Linked DNA regions of Homo sapiens: region 1 is linked to region 2. Evidence: read pairs that join two places in POLR2A ChIA-PET (ENCODE). Cell type or tissue: PC-9. All regions are shown on one strand. Links, peaks and the distances in the headings refer to the core of each region. The heading gives the core; the rest is flanking DNA. Region 1 overlaps SNX25 (sorting nexin 25). Region 2 overlaps CFAP97 (cilia and flagella associated protein 97).

Evidence for each region. ChIA-PET counts read pairs that join two places held together with the same protein. Peaks named below come from ENCODE experiments on the same cell type or tissue, not always from the same donor. Only the 100,000 strongest peaks of a DNase experiment are listed, where the experiment ranks them.
Region 1: POLR2A ChIA-PET joins it to region 2 with 7 read pairs; 3 of 35 experiments call an interaction of 5 or more read pairs at or near these places.

The regions. Positions count from the first base shown.
Region 1 is chr4:185,345,272-185,349,668 of GRCh38, reverse strand. It overlaps SNX25 (sorting nexin 25), which reads right to left. Exons shown (of 19, transcript NM_001378034.2): 13 at 3,019-3,132. Among named protein-coding and RNA genes, the nearest start is that of LRP2BP, 48 kb to the left of the region's middle. In PC-9, for the core only: no CTCF peak of the experiment used is centred there; no DNase peak of the experiment used is centred there.
Region 2 is chr4:185,194,858-185,199,254 of GRCh38, reverse strand. The region is part of intron 1 of CFAP97 (cilia and flagella associated protein 97); the gene reads left to right. Among named protein-coding and RNA genes, the nearest start is that of CFAP97, 6.9 kb to the left of the region's middle. In PC-9, for the core only: no CTCF peak of the experiment used is centred there; DNase peaks (open chromatin) are centred at 2,604 and 3,784; H3K27ac peaks cover 1,736 bases.

The sequences.
Region 1 (4,397 bases), core at 266-4,265, 150 kb before region 2:
GAAAACAGGTATATGAAAAAATGATCAACCTCATGAATAGGGAAATATAAGTCAAAGCCAGGAGATACCATCTCACACCAGACAAAAGAAAAGAAGTGTTGGCAAGGATATGAAAGAAAAGGGAACCCTTGTACACTGTTGGTGGGATTGTAAATTAGTACAGTCATTATGAAAAAGGGTATGGAGGCTCCTCAAAAAATTAAAAATAGAGCTACCATAAGATCCAGCAATGTCAGTACTGGATATACATCCAAAGGAAATGAAATCAGTATGTCAAAGATATATCTGCATTCCCATTTAAAGCAGCACTATTTATAATAAAGAGGCAAGACATGGCATCAACTTAGGCGTCCAACAGATGACTGGATAGAGAAAACGTGGTATACATACATCAAGCTTGTCCAACCCACAGCCCGCGGGCTACATGCAGCCCAATGCAAATTTGTGAACTTTCTTAAAACATTATGAGAATTTTTTGTGATTTTTTTTAAGCTCATCAGCTGTCGTTAGGGTTAGTGTATTTTATGTGTGGCCCAAGACAATCCTTCTTCTTCCATTGTGGACCAGGGAAGCCAAAAGATCGAACCCCCCGATATACATGATGGAATATTATTCAGCCATAAAGAAGAATGAAATCCTGTCAATTGCAACAACATGAATGAACCTGGAGGACATAAGTTGAGTGAAACAGACTAGGTACAGAAAGACAAATACTGCATGATCCCACTCATCTGTATAATCTGAAAAAAAATTGATATATTAGAGGTACAGAGAGGTGGTTACCAGAGACTGGGGAGGAAAGGATGGGAGAGATTGGTCAGTGGCTAGAAAGTTACAATTTAACAGGAGGAAAAAGTTCTGGTGTTCTGTTGCTCAGTAGGGTGACTATGGCTAACAGTAAAGTATTATATATCAAAAAGGAGCTAGAAGAAAGGTTTTTTAATGTTCTCACCACGAAGAAATGATAAATGTGGCTGGGCACAGTGGCGCACACCTGTAATCCCAGCACTCTGGGAGGCCGAGGCAGATTGGTCACCTGAGGTCAGGAGTTCGAGACCTGCCTGTCCAACATGATGAAACCCCGTCTCTACTAAAGATACAAAAATTAACCAGGTGTGGTGGCATGAGCCTGTCTGTAATCCCAGCTACTTGGGGGGCTGAGGCAGGAGAACTGCTTGAACCCAGGTGGCGGAGGTTGCAGTGAGCTGAGATTGCACCACTGCACTCCAGCCTGGACAAGAGAGCAAGAGTCTGTCTCAAAAAAAAAAATAAAGAAATGATATACATGTATCAAAATGCCAAACTGTACCTCATAAATATGTACAAGTGCAATGTCAATTTAAAGAATTCTTTAAAGGATACAAATATTCAGAACATTTTTTTTCAGTCTCAGAATGTCTAGCTTCTACTGCAGAGGCAAAACATGTTTTATGAGGCAAAGTTCCATGCCTCTGAGAACTTCAGGGCTTTAAGATCCAAAGTGTGATTAACAATTATACTCTGAATATAGATGGTGCAGCAAAGGAAAAAAAAGTGGTTGTTATTGAGGACAGTACACCTTTGGCCTTATTATTTAAAAACAGACTGATAGAAAATAATAAAGTGTTTAAAGGAAATTAAGAAAATATCTTCAGGGCCTTGGAGTAGGCCAAGATTTCTTAATAGGTGCAAAAGGCATTAACCATAAGATAAAAAAAATGATAAAGTGGGCTAAATTAAAATTGAGAACATCTGTTCATTAAAAGCAATCATTAAGTAAAAGGCAATCCATAGAAAGGGGGACAATATTTGTAGCACGTAAGATCTGACAAGGAACTCAGATCCAGAACATGGACAAACCCATAAAACATTATGGAAAGGATGAGCAGCAGCACAATAGAAAAGGAGACACAACAAATGGCCGGGCACAGTGGCTCACGCCTGTAGTCCCAGCACTTTGGGAGGTCGAGGTGGGCAGATCATCTGAGGTTGGGAGTTTGAGACCAACCTGACCAACACGGAGAAACCCCGTCTCTACTAAAAATACAAAAATTAGCCAGGCGTGGTGGCAGGCGCCTGTAATCCCAGCTACTTGGGAGGCTTAGGCAGGAGAATCACTTGAACCCGGGAGGCAGAGGTTACGGTGAGCCAAGATCGCGCCATTGCACTCCAGCCTGGGCAACAAGAGCGAAACTCCGTCTCAAAACAAAACAAAACAAAACAAAACAAAAGAAAACAAAAAAAAACACCAAACCCCCCAAACACAATGAGATACTACTACACCCAAAATGGCTAAGAATAAAAACGCAAAAGATAAGTGTTGGTGAGGATGTGGAGCAATCAGAACCCTTACACACTGCTGGGGAGAGTATAAAACTGCTGTGACCATGAAGAAAAATGGAGAAATCCTAATCTCTGGGCATCAGCCGACAGATATTTGTCAAAAGACAAGTACTAGACGTTTATATAAGCACCCTTTGTAAAAGCCTCAGAGTGGAAAGGAGCCAAAGGCTCATCAACAACGGAATGAATTTGGAATGCAGTGTATTCACACGATGAAAACCTCTCACAGCAACGAAAATGAATCATCTACAACTAAGATGACAGGATGGATGAGTCCTATGAACATAATGAGTGAAAGAAGTCAGAAACGAAGGAATTCACACTATACGGTTCCATTTATATAAAGTTGAAAGACAACTGTAACTGATCTATGGTGCTGGAAGTCGGGACAGCAGTTGCCTTTAGAGGGGCTGCAGCGATGGGAGGAAGCTGGGGGCTGCTGGTGATAACCAGTGCATTGGACTGGGTGCTGGTTACATGGGTGTGTTCAGTTTGTGAAACGGAGACAGTTATACACTTACGTGTATTTTTATATGTGTATTTTCCTTTAATTAAAAAAAACACCCAAGATATTTTTTTAGCATCTAGCATGGCTTGTGAGAACAAAAAGCAAACTACCAAGCTCGTAGAATGATGACAGTTTAACCCTAAATAACTAATTTTTTCTCTCATATCCCACATTTTTCACTTGCTTACCTGTAAAAACTTATTTAATTGATTCTTCGACTTTTCCATAAACTTTTGATCTATAGATTTGAAAGGCAGCTTGCTAAGAGAAGGCAACTGGACTTTTTTTAAAGAAGGGACGCACTGTGGGGGGAAAAAATGAAATGTTAGTATTTTGAAATTACATTTTAATCTTAAAAAAGATTTAGAATAACAATTAGAACAAAACAAATATCCTCCTCCTGTACTTGTTCCTCTGAGGTGAAAACCTACCCATCTTAATGAGGCTCGAAGAATTGGGAGGAACGGAAACTTTGATGGAAAAAACTAAAGCACATCCCCAAACCTACAGATCCCCGGGAGCTGGGAAGTCACAAGGCCAGGCTGGTACGAGGGATCTGCACACCACGCAGGGTGGCACATGATGTGACAAATGGAAACCTGGCTCACAGAAAGTTTTTCAACTAGAAGGTGTTGTGTTTTTAACATCTCTGTAAAAAGCTAAAGTTAACAATAGAAAATGGCCGGGCGTGGTGGCTCACGCCTGTAATCCCAACACTTTGGGAGGCCAAGGAAGCTGGATCACATGAGGTCAGGAGTTCAAGACCAGCCTGATCAACATGGTGAAACCCTGCCTCTACTAAAAATACAAAAAATTAGCCTGGCGTGATGGCACATGCTTGTAATCCCAGCTACTGGGGAGGCTGAGGCAGGAGAATCGTTTGAACCCAGGAGGTGGAGGCTGCAGTGAGCTGATGTTGCACCACTGCACTTGGGCCTGGGAGACAGAGTGAGACCCAGTCAAAAAAAAATAAAAAGAAAAGAAAACAATGGGAACAAAGAAAACTTGGGTTGTAGCTCTATTACTGCATTTCTTTCCTTTTTTTTTTTGAAACAGGGTCTCAGTCTGCCACCCAGGCTGAGTGCAGTGGCGTGATCATGGCTCATGGCAGCCTTGATCTCCCAGGCTCAAGCGATTCTCCCACTTCAGCCTCCCAAGTAGCTGGGACTACAAGCATGCACCACCATGCCTGGCTAATTTTTAAATTTTTTGTAGAGGCGAAGTCTATGTTGTCCAGGCCAGTCTCAAACTCCTGGATACAAGCGATCCTCCTGCCTCAGCCTCCCAAAGTGCTGGAATTACAGGCATGAGTCACCACTCCTGGCCTTATTACTGCCTCTCAGTGGCAAACTGTAGATTGTAAGTATATTAACAAAATATATTCATAGTACGAAGAGCGCACCCTTTGTGGATTAAGTCCTCCCTTCTACCAGACACTGTGCTAGAAGCATAGCATGTGTTATTTCATGCTTACAACAGCTCTGTGAAATTTCAGAGAAATGAAACAGGCAGTGAGAGTTGGAAGGGAAGACTAAAATCACTAAGTACCCAAAAAGGTACTTCCTGT
Region 2 (4,397 bases), core at 280-4,279:
ATTAACAGGTACATGCCACTACTCCTGGCTAATTTTTCTCTTTTTGTAGAGATGGGGTTTCGCCCTGTTGCTCAGGCTGGTCTCCATCTCCTGGCCTCAAGTGATCCGCCCGTCTCAGCCTCCCAAAGTGCTGGAATTACAGGTGGGAGCCACTGTACCCAGCCTAAGGGCCCTAATATTTTTGAAATGGTAAATGAGCACGGGCTTCATTTTAAAGTCACCAGCTCCATTAGCTCTTAATAAGAGTCAGCCTGTTCTTTGAAGTGTTGAGACCAGGTATTGACTTCTCCCTCTAGCTATGAAAATCCTAGATGGTTAGCATCCTTTTCCAATGGAAGGCTGTTTCGTCTGCACTGGAAATCTGATGTTTATTGTAGTCACATTCAGCAATTCTCTTAGCTAGATCTTCTGCAGCTTCTCCATCAGCACTTGCTGTTTTACCTTGTACTGTTTTGTCTTTTTTTTGAGATGGAGTTTCGCTCTTGTTGCCCAGGCTGGAGTGCAATGACGCGATCTCGGCTTACTGCAACCTCCATCTCCTGGCTTCAAGTGATTCTCCTGCCTCAGCCTCCTCTGTAGCTGGGATTACAGGCATGCGCCACCACACCCGGCTAATTTTGTATTTTTAGTAGAGATGGGGTTTCACCATTTTGGTCAGGCTGGTCTTGAACTCCTGACCTGAGGTGATCTGCCCATCTCGGCCTCCCAAAGTTCTGGGATTACAGGCGTGAGCCACCATGCCTGGCTTACCTTGTACTTTTATGTGATAGAGTAGGCTTCTTTTTCTTCCTTTCTTTCTTTTTTTTTTTTTTAAGACAGAGTCTCACTCTGTCACCCAGGCTGGAGTGTAGTGATGCAATCTTGGCTCACTGCAGCTTCTGCCTTCCCAGTTCAAAGGATTCTTGTGCCTCAGCCTCCCAAGTAGCTGGGACTTCAGGCTCCTGCCACCACACCTGGCTGGTTTTTGTATTTTTAGTAGAGATAGGGTTTCACCGTGTTGGCCAGGCTGGTCTTGAACTCCTGACTTCAAGTGATCTGCCCACTTCAGCCTCCGGAAGTGTTGGGATTATAGGCGTGAGCCACCACACCCGGCTGAGCAGGCTTCTTTTCTTAAACCTTATGAGACAGCCTCAGGTAGCTTGAGATTTCTACATCGTCTTTACCTCTCTCGGCCTTCATAGAATTGAAAGTGAGTGAGGGCCTTGCTTTGGACTAGGCTTTGGCTTAGGGGAATGTGGTGGCTGGCTTGGTGTATCCAGACCATTCAGACTTTCTCCATATCAGCAGTAAGGCTCTTTCGCTTTCTTATTCCCATGTTCGCTGAAGTAGCAGTCTTAATTTCCTTCAAGAATTTTTCCTTTGCTTTCACAACTTGGCTAACTGGTGCAAGAGGCCTAGCTTTTGGCCTGTCTCCTGGACTTTCAGCATACCTTCCTCACTAAGCTTAATCATTTCTAGCTTTTGATTTAAAATTTTCTAAGGGATGGGAGTTGGAATAATTTGGATGTTAAGTGGACTAGGAAAATTTAAACTTTTCGCGGTGGCTCACACCTGTAATCCCAGCACTTTGGGAGGCCAAGGCGGGCGGATCCCGAGGTCAGGAGATCAAGACCATCCTGGCTAACACGGTGAAACCCCATCTCTACTAAAAATACAAAAATTAGCCGGGTGTGGTGGCACGTGCCTGTAATTCCAGCTACTCGGGAGGCTGAGGCAGGAGAATCCCTTGAAGCAGGGAGTCTGAGGTTGCGGTGAGCCGAGATCACGCGCCACTGCGCTCCAGCCTGGGAGACTCAGAGAGACTCTGTCTCAAAAAAAAAAAAAAAATTCAAAAACAACTTTTCTTTTAATATATTCGCCAGTAAAATCCAGCAGAGACATTCAGTGTAATAGTCACGTGGCTGTTAATAAGTTTATATACATATGTGTAATATTAATTCTGGGCCAAGAATTAATAGAAACTTATTACTTGATTGTGAGTTAGTAAAATTACTCTTTTGTTATGTTTAAGATCTCTTCATTTCTTCAGTGTAATCATCCATCTCTTATAGCTAAATAATTTTGTGATTTCAGTTTCTTCAAATTTCAAGAAAATGTTTATTTTTTATATTTGTAATTTAAGCTACATGTCTTTTTTTTTTTTTTTTTTTTTAATTAAGAGGGAGTCTCGCTCTATTGCCCAGGATGGAGTGCAGTGGCAAAATATCAGCTCACTGCAACCTCTGCCTCCTGGATTCAAGCAATTCTCCTGCCTCAGCTTCTTGAGTAGCTGGGATTACAGGCGCCTGCCACCACACCCAGCTAATCTTTGTATTTTTGTAAAGATAAGGTTTCACCACGTTGGCCAGGCTGGTTTTGAACTCCTGACCTCAAATAATCCATTCACCTCAGCTTCCCAAAATGCTGGGATTACAGGCGCAACCCACTGCGCTTGGCCTTAAACTACATTTCTTCAACTCTGGTTCCTGATTTATTGTAGTGAGGCCTTAATCTATTAGCAGAGTTTTCCTAGACTCTGTCATATTACCTATGACACTTGACACTGTCTAATACCACCCAAAGTTTAACCTTTCATTCCATCTTTATGTATCATAGTACATTACCTTTTGATGAAAGCTTTTTATCTCCATAGATCAGTGGCATTTCCAACCCTTGCCTGAGACTCTCAGGAATGTGAAGCTGGTTTTACATCAAGGCCTAGTACACTCAATGCATTTAAGTAATAGAAATGATGGTTTCATGAAACTTACTCTTATAATATGTAATGCACTCTTTTTTTTTTTTTTTTGAGACGGACTATCCTTCTGTCCCCCAGGCTGGAAGCATGATCTCAGCTCACTGCAACCTCCGCCTGCCAGGTTCAAGTGATTCTCCTGCCTCAGCCTCCCGAGTAGCTGGGATTATAGGCACGTGCCACCACACCCAGCTAATTTTTTATATTTTTGGTAGAGACAGGGTTTCATCATGTTGGCCAGGCTGGTCTTGAACTCCTACCTCAAGTGATCTGCCCACCTCGGCCTCCCAAAGTGCTGGGATTACAGGCGTGAGCCACTGCACCTGGCCTATAATGCACTCTTGATTATTACACTGTGTTCTACTTCGTCAGTTTAATGATGGACATGAGCTACTGAATTGATTTTAAACTGGATTGTGACCTGTAGTTTATAAAATATTGCTCTGGGCTATGCTATTAAACCGTTTACTTTTGAAATTTGAAGAAACAATTTAAAATTTTTAATTGCAAAGATATTCTTAACCACACAACAAAGTAAGAAAGGAAAAAACAACAACCACAGTTCTTTTTAGAGTCCAGAGTGCTCACCATTACACTGTGGGGTATCCACAGTTCTTTTTATTCCACTCCTTGACATTTTGTTTTCAAAGGTGAATTATCTCACAAAAAAAGGTGACATTTTTGGGAGTTTAATGACAGTGTTATAAGACCTATTCACCATTCAGTGGCTATTTTAGTTTGTTTTTCCTTTTACATTCAAGTGGGCAAAATTAGATTATGATCAGCCATAGTCTTTACGTTTGTGATGACTCAAGATCGCAGGCCTCTATCCGAGTTTTTATATTTCTCCTTCCCCTGAGCACACTACTCCTCTCCCCTCCCCTCATGAGTTATACTCATGTTTAATGTGTATCCTTCCAATCCATGTTCTATAACTTGGCTTGTATGTTTGTGCTCATGAAGAATATAGCATTGTTTTGTATATGTTTTAAGTTTTATGTAATTGTATCATTGCTTGCTTATTTATTTGTTTATTTTGAGACAAGGTCTTGCCCTGTAGCCCAGGCTGGAGTGCAGTGGTGTGATGATGACTCATTGCATTATCAACCTCCTGTGCACAGGTGATCCTTCTACCTCAGCCTCCTCAGTAGCTGGGACTCCAGGCACACCACTATGCCCAGCTAATTTTTATTTTTTAATTTCTTGTAGCAACGGGGTCTCATTATGTGGTCTGGAACTCCTGGGCTCAAGCAGTCCTCCCACCTTGGCCTCCCTAACTGCTGAGATTACAGTCATGAGCCATGGTGCCAGCCTCGTTGCTTTTTAAATTCTGCTTTTTTATTCAGTGTTATTTTTGTAGATCTCAGTGTATCCTTTTTGGCAGATATGTGCTTACACGACATTTTATTTATTCATTTTCCTCTTAATAGACAGTAAAGTTGTTCCTCATGCATTGCTACTGCAAACAGTAGTAGATGCTGTGCTGTCGTGAACATCCTGTGTACATGCCCAGGATCGCACAACTGGGAAGTAGCAGAATCATATTTTGAGTCTGGGTGTGTCTGACTCCATTGATTCGTTTCAACCACTGAGCAGACTCCCACTCATCACTTATGTGCCTAATTTATTACACAAACACTATTATGGTAACAGTAATGGAACT